2 separate regions of the Mus musculus genome follow, and region 1 is linked to region 2. Evidence: chromatin contacts called from ENCODE Hi-C data. All regions are on one chromosome and are shown on one strand. The core of a region is the stretch at or near the end of the contact, and the rest is flanking DNA. Distances in the headings are between cores, read along the strand shown.

The links. A loop is a pair of places that touch in the nucleus more often than their neighbours do.
Region 1: a loop to region 2 is called in a map of gastrocnemius, with 4 times the contacts of the local background. The contact joins the promoter of Smim15 here to the promoter of AI197445 in region 2. A Hi-C loop is called at or near these places in 17 of 37 maps with a recorded cell type or tissue (CH12.LX, Patski, adrenal gland and 4 more).

Annotation. Positions count from the first base shown.
Region 1 is chr13:108,042,757-108,048,165 of GRCm38, reverse strand. It overlaps Smim15 (small integral membrane protein 15), which reads right to left and starts at 3,692. Exons shown (of 3, transcript NM_001048250.2): 1 at 3,680-3,692; 2 at 1,598-1,741; 3 at 1-726. The coding sequence starts at 704. The coding sequence ends at 480. Gm41055 (a long non-coding RNA gene) reads left to right here and starts at 3,695. Exons shown (of 5, transcript XR_003950673.1): 1 at 3,695-3,960.
Region 2 is chr13:107,468,259-107,474,357 of GRCm38, reverse strand. It overlaps AI197445 (expressed sequence AI197445), which reads right to left and starts at 4,536. Exons shown (of 3, transcript NR_045083.1): 1 at 4,432-4,536; 2 at 788-1,911.

The sequences.
Region 1 (5,409 bases), core at 2,443-4,942, 570 kb before region 2:
GTTTTAATTTTTTCCCAGACTTTAAAGTATTTCATAATACCTTGAGGATGGGATCCAATTCTGAACACAAGGTCCGCTTATATTTCTCATGGCTTGAAGATAACTTGATGTATTTTTAGTGCACCTGTATTTTGACTGCAACCCATCCCGAAGTGGGCTGTGGGCTTTTCCGCTCTTGGCATCATGTCTGAGCACAGGTGTTAGGTTTTACAGTGCTTCTGAGCTTTGAATTTTCACATTAGGTATGCTCCACCTGTATGATAAATGCTAACTTAAATACTTGCCAGTAGATACCAACAAACTTTTATTTCCAAGCCTAAAAGTTACTATAGTATTGAGGTCAGAACATGACTCTTCTGTACGGTCAGATTAATTCACTAAATAATACTATCAGGAACAGCCTGGAAATTTCGTGAGAGTCCTTCCAAAGCTGCAGGTTTTCCAGAGTGGTTTTCTCTGGCTACAGTCTGTGCGCCCCTTCAATCCTTCTTTAGTCGTTTAGCTTTTGCGATGTTTTCTTGCCGTTTTTGTTTCTTCTTTTGCTCCTTCTCTCTGGCTTCAATCATCTTGGCCAACTTCCAGGACAGTACAGCACTAGCTAGGAACAGTGGTGTGAGCGCCAAGATAACTGTGGTAAGGAAGCCATATGGGTCCTTTGCAGCCCACTCCACAACATACTCAGCCCAAGCCTTTATGTCAAGCATCTTTGCAGCAAGCAGGAAGCAGCTTGGAGAATGAAGGGAGGGGGGAAAGAAGAAAAAAACAAAACAAAAAAGAAGACTATATGGTTACTCAAATCCTGAAAGTTAGAACACATCCAATTTAATCAGAATTCCATTATCGCATAGTTTTGTTTTTTCAGTATTAATTAGTAGCATTTCAATAAAGATTAGCATCTCCATTTAGGAAAAAAATAGTTCAAATCGAACAACACAGATCATTTCTAGAAAGTAAAGACCAATTTATAGAAGGTAAGGCCCACTTGAACTGTGTCCTATGGGCATCCTCCATGCCTCTAATTCTCAGGACAAACCGTGCAGGAGCAGACAAACAAAGAGCTTGACTTCCACCGGCTCAATTCAGGAAAGGGCTGAAGCCGGCCGTTGCTGACACACCATCAGTACTGCTAAGTGCTAATTAACCAAAGTACAAATCAGACTCCTTGTCTGACATCTCGGCCAGACCATAAAAAGTCCTCCCAGAGAAAGAGAAGTAGGTGTTTATTTTTGGAACATAGGTTAAGGAAACCATGATGCTTAAAAAAAAAAACAAAAAAATCCACATTCATACATCCGGGGGAAAAAAAGATTGCTAAGTTATGGGCTTTCAAATTTGACAGCTCTACCAAAAAAAAAAAAAAAAAAAAAAAGAGAAATGCGTCCACACGGTAAGTGTGCATCTTGGTCTTTTTTGAGTTGGTAACAGAGGATCACCTGGTAAAATATGGTGAGGACTTGAGTGGCATTTCCTATATTGTTCCTGTTTCTAGCAACCTGTTTCAATTACAGGTTGAATTACAATGCCAGCATTTAGGGAAGGTTTGTGTGTATTTACAGCCACCTAAAGTCTCAAGCTAAGATTTTTAAAAACCATTTACCTTATGTTAGAGTAGTGACCTCTAATTTTCCCCTGGGACTATCAGTGAGTCAGTCAGAATTCAGACGATTGTTGGTTATGTCTTCTTCAGTCTGACCATACGATGTGGAGGGGGTTAAATTCTATATACATATACATGGATGAGCTAGAAAAGAAGACAATCAAGTCATAACTATTGTAAGATAGTTGCAGGATATTTTGATCACACTGTGAACCCCAAGATTGTGCTGTAGTGTGCCCTCCCCGCTCCTTAGCACACACCTTTGGTCCCTCTGCCTGGAATGCAGACACGCCCTTAGTATACAACCTTTAATCCCAAACAAGGTAAAGTTAGTTTGTAGAAGGAAGCACCATATTTGAAAGTGATGTCAAAGTGATGAATCAGAGAAAGATTTGATACAGGATATGCCCAGCCCTCAAAAGAGGAAAGAGGAAAAAGAGGCTAGTTAAGAGAGCAGCACAGAGAAAGAAGAAAGGAGAAGGCAGTTTTACCAGGAGAGTTTTACAGAGACAGGCTGGAGAGAGAGAACAAGCTAGACACAGGTGAAGACAATGAGCCAGAGGATGAGAAGCCAGAAGAGCAGAACACATTGCTAGAGTCTGAGGTCAAGCAGAGCAATTCAGAAGAGGAGAAAGAGAAGCCAGATTGAATCAGTCAACTTGGCGAGGAGTTTGAGCTAGAACAGCTAGCTGAGTAAGTGAGTTAGCCAGCACACAGGAAGAACAAGAAAGGATGCGCTTTTCAGCAATAAGTCTCAGAAGCTGAAAACACTCTAGGCCTAGATAAGATTGTGTGGAGGCTAGAAGCTTCCGGGACTAGGCCTGGGTTAGCAGACTGAGCAGTAAGCCTCAAAGATGACAATTACAACAGGAGAATAAAAGATACCTTTACAGTAAGATTAGAAATGGAAAAAAAAAAAAAAAAAAAAAAAAAACCTCTAAATTCTCCTCTAAACACAAACAAGTAAAAACATCTTTCTATAATAGTATAGCCTCTTAACACCTATTTCTCCCTAAATTACAACTGCAAATGTCCCAAAATAAGAGTTCTAATTCGTAGAAGCCAAGTATTCTACGTAAATTATTTGAGTACTAAAGTTTTGTCTGAATAATAATGACTTTCACTAACATAAAAAAAATCAAGCTGGCTGGCTGACATGTTACAGGTACCATACCCATAAAGATTTTTAATCTTTGCGTCTACTGTTGGGGATCCAACCCAAAGCCTAGTAGAGCACAGTAGACAGATGCTCCACCGCTGACCAACCAAGAATTTAAACTGCTTGTACTTAAGAATCCTCATTTATTCGTTGGATTGGGTACATCGTTACAAAGTCAAACACTATGCTTTGCTCTTTAAAGGTTTTGTGGTCTGTAGTTCAATTAATGTACCTTACAAGAAAATAAAGAATTACCAAAATAATTATGGTACCCACAACCCGTCACATCAAGAAAACTATCACTGGATTTAACTTCCATGTCCCCATGCTATCTCCGTATTTGTATCAGAAACCATGCCCCTACTTTCAGCACATTAAACTTTCTGGAGACGTTAACCATCCAGTCCCTTGTCGCTACGCCCTCGCCCAGTTGTAACCAGTTTGCAGGAAGGTCCAAGAAAGATCGATCTTTCTCGAGTCCAGTAACGAACTAAATACAAGTCTGCGAAATCCGCCCAACTTTGCAAATAAGACTAGCGCGACTTGATGACTAGGCTATGGCAAAGTTACGGTCCACAGGCCACACATCTCGAGAGCACCTCAGTCTCGCACCAAAACATCCTCGCCTTACTTTCAGGCACATTCCTTCACCTCACAAAGCCTAGGGGACCCGGAGCTGCACCAGGCGTCTCTAGACTTACAGCTTCTCTCCTAACTTTCCCCGCTTAGCATTCTCCTTGCCCCGGGCCATGTCCACGGCCATCAGTCGGCCTCACCGGCTAAGGACGCCGCCCCGCCGAGCGAAGCCGGGCAGGACCCGCGGTCAGGAGCTCAGAGAGCCGGGAGAGCCCGGCCACACGCTCAGCTTAGGCTACAGCAAGCCACCGCAGCCCTAGGGGATCCCCGCTCCCATTCCCACTCACCGCCAGGCAGGAAAGTGGAAAGCGGAAGCCGCTCCGCTCAGGTCCCGCCCGAAGGCGGGGCGGGGCGGGGCGGGATGAGGAAGTGGCGGGCGGGTTTCCGGCGGCGCAATGTCTAGAGCCATAGCGGGAGGGCGGGGAGGGGCGGCGCGGCGAGGCGAGGCGAGGCGCGGAGGCTTCGTGTCCGCGGTCGGGGATGCTGCCGCGCGCCGCTTCGTGTGCGCTGCAGGTGGGGCATCGTGGCCTCGCGTCCTGCGTGGGACGCCGGCGAGGAGACGGAGTGGGTGAGGAGTTCGTCCAGGGGACTCTCAGCCCAGAGAGCCGCAGCTAGACACGAGGGGGACCCCGCAGTCTCCTTAGAGCCTTCTCGAGGCCGTGGAAGGACTGGCGTGTTCCCTAACTCGCCCCTCACTCATGCTGTAGAGTTGAACAATAGTTAAATATTTAAAGATTTGGCCAAGCAGCAGCCCGGCTGGGATGTGTCCAGTGAACCTTGGTAGCAGGGGGAAATGCTGCCACGCTGTGGGAAAGAGGTTCCGTTGTTTGTTTTTCATTTAAGAGCCTAACTTACTTCACAAAGGAATGGTCGATACTTGCCCCAAAGTAAACTGTCAATAATTAAACTGTCAGGGCATAGAGATCGCAATACATAAATAAAGGACTTCAAAAAGTCAACAAGCAGAAAGGGGTGCGTTAAATGGGTCTCCTAATCTACAGGGACGGAAAGATTAGCTCTGGTTTGGTTGGTGCTCAAATTTTGTGATTGCTTGCCTGAACTACTTGCTCTGTTTGACTGCCTCTGGCGAATGTTGCAAGACCTCCTCGCTGTTGTGTGCCAAATAAAGCAAGTTTTTATTCCTGAGAGACTGTGAGCGTTCCCTTTGAGGAGCAAGCCGAGACATGTATGAGTAGTTAGAGTATAACAACAGTAACCATTATTTACCAAGGAGCAGACTTTGGCAGCTAATCTAAGGATCTAAAATACTGCTACCCGGGTATATGCTAATGGCTGCATATTGTAATGGCAGCCGTGGTTTTCTTATTCTTGTGTGAAAGCCTGAAGGATTGCTTAAAACCTGTACAAACAAGCGTACCCATAACCGGCTTGTATCCATAACCGGCTTGTATCCGTGACATGTTCACTTCAGTAGATGGTTCCTCACAAGTTCTGCCTCCCAGTGTGTTGCTCTGTTTTATCTCTAAAGGACCCAGGGTCCCCGCAAGTCTTGGGAATAAAAGGAAGCAGTACCGTAAGGAAGGAACTGAGGAGGGGGTGCACCAGCCTAATCGTGCACAGTACACACACTTACAACGGAGAGAAAGAAAGCAGCAAGCTTCTTTGGCTATTGGAGACCTAGCCTTCACACTCAGATTTTAGGGCTCTCTCTTCTGGTGTATTAGGCAGGCCTGTGCAAGCCCAAGAACAGCATAGAGGTTGCCATGGAGGACAGCCTTACTGGGGCCTGCATTACCTTAACCAAAGATGATAAGTAAGATAGGCTCCCAAACCATGGGCTGACTGTTCCATGGCGAGGTCAGCTTTCTAGTCTCTGTACTGATGCCCCTACAGCACTCATTCTCTCTGAGCCTTTTCCTCCCGTATATCTAGAGGGCATTCTAGTTGACCTCTGATCATTCGGGCCCCTTCAGATCAGTAAATTAGTGTATCTGGCCAGTCCCCTAGCTCTTTATCCTTTCTGGGAGAGGGAGTAGTCACGGGTTTGTTTGAAAGA
Region 2 (6,099 bases), core at 3,287-5,786:
CATTACTCCTTGTTTCTTGCCTGGCTGCGTCTGCATGACACAGACCCTTCCAGGAGGATCTCCATACTTAAGCTTTAGAACAGCTTCTCTTCCCCCTTTAAGCTAGAATTTGGCTTCTTTCTCCTGGAAACCATCAGCTTGACCGACCTTACAGCCTGAGCCTTTCCCCTACTCCCAAACCTGGCTCCTAGACTGAAAATCCAGCTAGAAATGGGATACCCAATGTCAGAGGTCAGTGTTGTCTTGCATCCTTCTGAGTGCTCCCTGCAATTCTTTTGATTTTAAAAATTGTACTTTTGTAGACTGGGGATTGAACTTAAGGGCATTTGTACAGGCCAGGCAAACACTTTGTCACCAAGCTACATCTCCAGTCTTTTACTTCTAGTGAGGGTCTTTTCAAGCTGCCTTGAACTTGCTTGGTAACCCAAGCAGGTCTTGAACTTAGCATGCTCCCACTGAAGGTTCCAAAGTAGCTAGGATTGCAATCCTGCAGGTTTGGAGAAAGCTGCATGCTCAGGGTTAGGACAGGCTGGGACAAATTGATTGAATGCAGAAAGGGTGAGGAACTCAAGAGGAGAGACATACTGGGCAAGATGATAATCTAAAATTGTGTTATATATTCTGGGTTAAGTGGCAGATGCTACAGCTACAGGCAACAGTCTCCAGACTCCAGTTGCTCCGTATGGACAATATGACTCTTCCCTGCTCACAACATTTGTCTTCACAATCCCCTTCACCGAAGTTATTTCCCCATGATACTTCCATCTCTTGTTCAAACCCAACATACCTGTTACAAATGACCATGACTGCACCTGTGTCTTTCCTGACCTCCCAGTTGTCATGGCTTCTTACTCTTCCTCCCCTCCCAGGAGTCCCCATCCCCTCACCCTACTTGGCTTTTTAGCCACCTTACACACTGGACAGGTTCCTTTTTGCTTTGTTGGTTGCTTCCTTCCTGTAGCATAGATTGCTTCTTTATCATGTTTTGATTTATCAGTCTCTTTGCTTCTAGAATGTATAGTAAGCACTCAAACAATAGCCGCTGAATGCAGGAAGAAAGGAACGTCAGAAAGGGTCGGTAGAGAGGGCTGGAGGACAGATCCAGGCAGAAATCAAAGCACGGTGTACAGGTGCTCGAAGACCCATGACATTCGTATCCAGAACTCCAAGAGTTGGGTGCTCAAAAGGTATTGTTGATGTTAGGCGTCCACCTCCGCAGGCTCCTCAACTAGAGTCAATCAAACTGAATCAATTTCTTTGCCATCACTTAATGATCACCCTTCTGACTCCAACTCCTACATGCCTGGGCTGGTTGCTGATGCAGCATCCACTCCTGACTCAGCTTTGACCGCTCAGCATCCTGCCTTTCAGAGATGCCTTGATTTCATGTGTTCCTCACTCTCTATTGAAGTAGAAACTTCAGTTATGTCAAATAATGTTTTGCTGGGGCACACAGGTGAAAGGATGTTTTGCTATAGCAGACATGTGAAAGGAGGCATGATGTTTAGATGGAAGATAAACATGACCCCACAGATAGTGGGGGCTCAAGCATTGGTTTGCTTTGCTCTGCCTTGTTCGTTCGCTAATCTTCACTAAGGACACACATGTATTGTTCGCCTTACATCATTGTGTTGCTGAGCTTGGCTTCATAGAGAGAAACTCGACAAAGAACTTCTCATGAGCTTCCTTCCACGGACTCAGGCCAGTCAGCAAGCCTTGCGGTTTCTTCTGGATTGGACTGCACTTGCTGATTCGTCGTGGACTGGTCTGCAGCTGCTGGCTCGTGTGGGATATTTGCTAGGGGGCTGGACTGAGAGCAATGAAGACTGGAGTCACCTCAAAGAACTATTTCTAAACAGGCCCACTCTCCTTAATAACCTTTCTTTTCTTCTATCTCTGGTGGTTGGTAGACTAGAAAGGAATTTGAACCCTTATTAAAATAAATTGTGAAAAATATATGCCTACATTCCATTATCATTATTCCTATCATCTCGTAATGGGCAACGCCATCTCAATCAGCTCTCTGTGTTAAATACAGAGTTCTCAAACAACTACATTCTTTCACCTCTGGGACAAAGTCCAAACTTAACAACACATCATATGAAACCCTATGCTCTTACCACCCATTCTAGCATCATCTTTCCTCCTGCACCAAGGTTACTCTCCCCAGCCCTCGAGCCCCCGAAGGCTCCTGCCAGTCTCCCTATCTTTCACGATGCAGCTTGTGTTGTAATTTGCCCATATTTAATCGCACAGGTTCTTGAATCTGTTCACATTTTGAGGATTTATCTCTCTAATCAACAGTGTCCAGGAAATAATTGGCATATAATTTTTCTTATCACATATAAATATTTAGTAATTAAAATGAAAAGCATCCATGTATGTTCCCCATAGGATCACATTATATGCTACAGTAACTACTCTGCCCCAACCCCTGCCTCCAAGTCTCTGATTAAAAATGATTGAGCTGGATCAGGGGTGTGGTTTCAGAAGCTCTGATCCCAGTCCTTGAAAGGCTGAGGCAGGAAGATTGGATGTTTTCTAGATTGTGGACACTATTTCACACACCCTAGGCATATTTATTCATTTAAGGCTCATAAGAACCCCCATGAGATGGAGCCAAAGTGATTTTCATCTTGCAGAAAAGTTGTTGTGCCCAGTGTCACATGGACTATAAGCCTGGCATTCAGGCTTGACCATTGGCTAGTCCACATCCTTACCTGACTCACGTGTCATCTCCACGGGTCTTAGTGCTGTAGATACCTTCAACATTTTAATTCTGTGACAATGGAGCTTGTTCTGATGGGAAGGTAGATCAGCTGCTAAGGGGGATGGTAGAATACCCAGAACAGGGGACCTTGCAGAAAGCAACATCCTAGCTGTCTGGGATTTCCTAGGTTTGCTTTAAGCATCTCCCAAGGATGCCAATCAAGTTGGCATTGTTCTGACAGAATCTCGGACTTCTGGCTTTTTCTGCTGTCCTGTACATTTTGGGTCCCTAGAGATGCTCTGACATTTCCAGCTCTGAGCAAGAAAGCGATGGGACCAGATCACCCGATTTCTGCCTGAACCTCAGACTCCCAGCCCGTTTGCACACGGCAGAGGCCCGTCTGCTACAGAAGAACCTCAAGGTCACTCACCAAGGCTTCATTGTATCTGTGCTTTACCTTTAAAAGGAACATCTTAACTCATCTCCTGTCCTTGGGTGCTTCATGGAATCCGTGCATGTTAATAGCCATTCCTGTCAAATGCCTGTCACCATTGCTGTGAGACTGTGTGTCACAGCGTTTGAGATGATGCAGCCAGATACTATCGACCAGCTCAGCATCTCTCTGAGAAACCCATGTTCAACTACATCCCTGTGGGTAATAAACAGGATGGATGCCCTCATCCCATGATAGAGCGTTATCTACAAATATATAACTCAAAAGAAATTACCACCAATATTCTTTTAATTGGAAATATCCTTCTTCCGCCTAAGCAGATACGTGCAAGCCCCTCTCTTACTGAAGCCATCCACAGCAGAGGAACATGTGTGTGAATGACAGCCTTTTAATCTTCCCCCGTAATCAGCTCCCCAAGCCCGAATGCTGAGTCTGTGAAACTGGCAAGGCCAGCCTGTTTCTCAGCTACCTCCTGCCGCAGGCTCCGGTGGGTCTGCCCTGCCCTTCTCCCTAACTTTAGCACTGGGACTCTTTAGAAAGCCAGAATATTTTTCACCCTGGGCTTGATCCTCCATTAAAACCAGCCGACCTAGAAAAATGAAGCTTAGGCGAGGCGGCTTTTCTGATCCCATTATCGATAAGCTCTTAGAGTTCATCAATGAAAATTAGAAGTTGTTAATCCTGTACATTTCCCCCCCCATCCCTTGATTTTTAATTACAGAAGAGAGAAGTAATGGATAACGTCTGGGGTTGCAGAGACACTGAAGCTGTCAAGAGAAAATTAAATTTACAGTCAGAGAGTTTTGTTTTCTCAAGTGTCCTTATAAAATTCGAAAGAGGCTCCTGGCATCACCAAGGCAATTCAACTGGTTTCCTAAACTGGCAGGATTTTCTTCGAAGAAGCCCTCCTTCCTTTGCCAAGAGAGTGTCTTAATGACAAGGACTGGACCTAAAGGGAACTCATTCAGAAGAAAACTGCATTAAAAGAACATTAAGGGCGATGTTTTAAAGTCTGATTTAAACTCATGAAAGCAAGGAGATTTATTGTTGAAGCCAAATCGCCGAGCTGACGCGCCCTGCCTGGTAATACATTCTGATTGGAGCACAGGGGATTGAATCTGTGCAGAGACATCGCTCACTGTGGCCTCAGCATTCCAGCTGCTGAGCCAGGAGATAGTGATGGGGAGCCGGGAGGGGGGCCACACAGGCTGGGGACAGCCACATTTCTAAAAGCAGATGGGCTAACATCCCATGGGGAACAACTCACCAGGGAAGTAGGAGAAGGGCGCTGCCAGCTGAGGTCAGCCTTGACATTAGTCGACAGCTCAGCAGCCTCGAAGCAGCTCCCAACACAAACAGTCATGGGTGGAGTGGGGGCTGGGAGGCCGGGTGGGGGGTGCGGGGAGGGGTTCCCTGGAGAATTGGAGGCTCAGCAGGAAGTTCCAGCCCATCTCCTCTGAATCCTAGCCAATCCTCCTCCACTCCCTGGCCCCACCCCACCCAGGGGGTGGGGCAGAATCTTCTCTTGGGCAGCTCCTTCTACATTCAAAGGGACCCGTGACAGAATGAACCCCAACCTCAACCTGCTGCTCTATTTTCCTTGGCAAGTTTCTACTTGTGCTGCAGACCTGGCTGCTAGCCAAAGGGCCAGCTGCTTGCCACCTTGCAAGTCAGGATCTGATTTCTAGATTAGCAGTGTTTGTGCCAATGTTGGAAAGGTACATTGAAGTCACCTGGAAAAAAATCAAAGAACACAGCCTTGAGCTCCTGCCCCCGCTTCCCTCCCAGTTCAAGGTCATGTGTCCCAATGATAGCTTCTATATTTCAGTTGGGGATGGCATTGCATTCTATTCCAAATAACAATGGTCTCCAGAGTAAGCCTTGGGGCTTTTTCCTCTTGACTTTCAAACTGATCCATCCCCCTTTGTGCCATTTTTAGTGTCCCAGTGCCTGTACAGATGTCTATTTCTTGGACTATCTGTTGCTTCCCCATGCATGGATATAGGGCTGTCTATTCAAGTGGTCACATTTGGATAGCCAAGAGATAGTAAAGATGTGCCAACAGGTCAGTCTGTGAAAACTAGAAGACCACAGAGTGTCACTTGAGCAGGGACCCAAAAGTGTGTGTGTTGTGTGTGTGTGTGTTGGGGGTGGTGGTGGTGGTGGTGGGTTGTTTTGTTTTCTGAGTTCGGTTGTTTGTTGATGACAGATTCTCATTCTAGCCTAGGATGCCCTGGAATTTATTCAGAAACCCAGACCAGTCTCAGTCTCTTCTACTTTCCATCTCTCGAGTGCTGGAATTACAGGCATGAGTTGCTACTCTTGGATCAAAAAGTCTTTGGTGAAAGTGAAGTCAGGTGTTTGAGACCAGGCAAGCCTCCTTCAGGAAACAGAATCAGGAACCGACCTGGAGGGCTCAGGTGACTAGGTGGGATGTGAGATCTTTCTGTTATATATTTATCTAGTAATGTGTATGTTGAGTGCTTCTCAACATCACAGAGCATGAAGCTGTGCAAACACATAGGTGGAGTAAATTCGGCAAGTAATGCCATCCATGAATGTTCACAGTAGAGACAGAAAGAGCTGTGGGGAGCGTTAGAAGGATGCTCCACGGCAAGTGGAGCTTGAAGGAAATAGAAACCGCTCAAAAGTAAGGAGTAAGAAGTGTGGAGGGCAGAGTCCATGAAGCTCAGAGTGGGAATTTAGCCTAGGGACCTGTGACAGTGGAAGAGAGACTGGCTGCACAGTGGAGACATGGTTACAAAGGCTGTGTGCCCTTCTAAGGAACGCTAATCCTCTCTGGTAGCTAATAAAAAGCCAATTAATGATGTTAAAAGCGTCTGAATTATCATCAGCCTAAGGTAGCTGAAAACTCAAACTTCATCACATAATTGTCCTATTTGGAATAAAGAGGATGACCCTGAAGGGAGTCAAT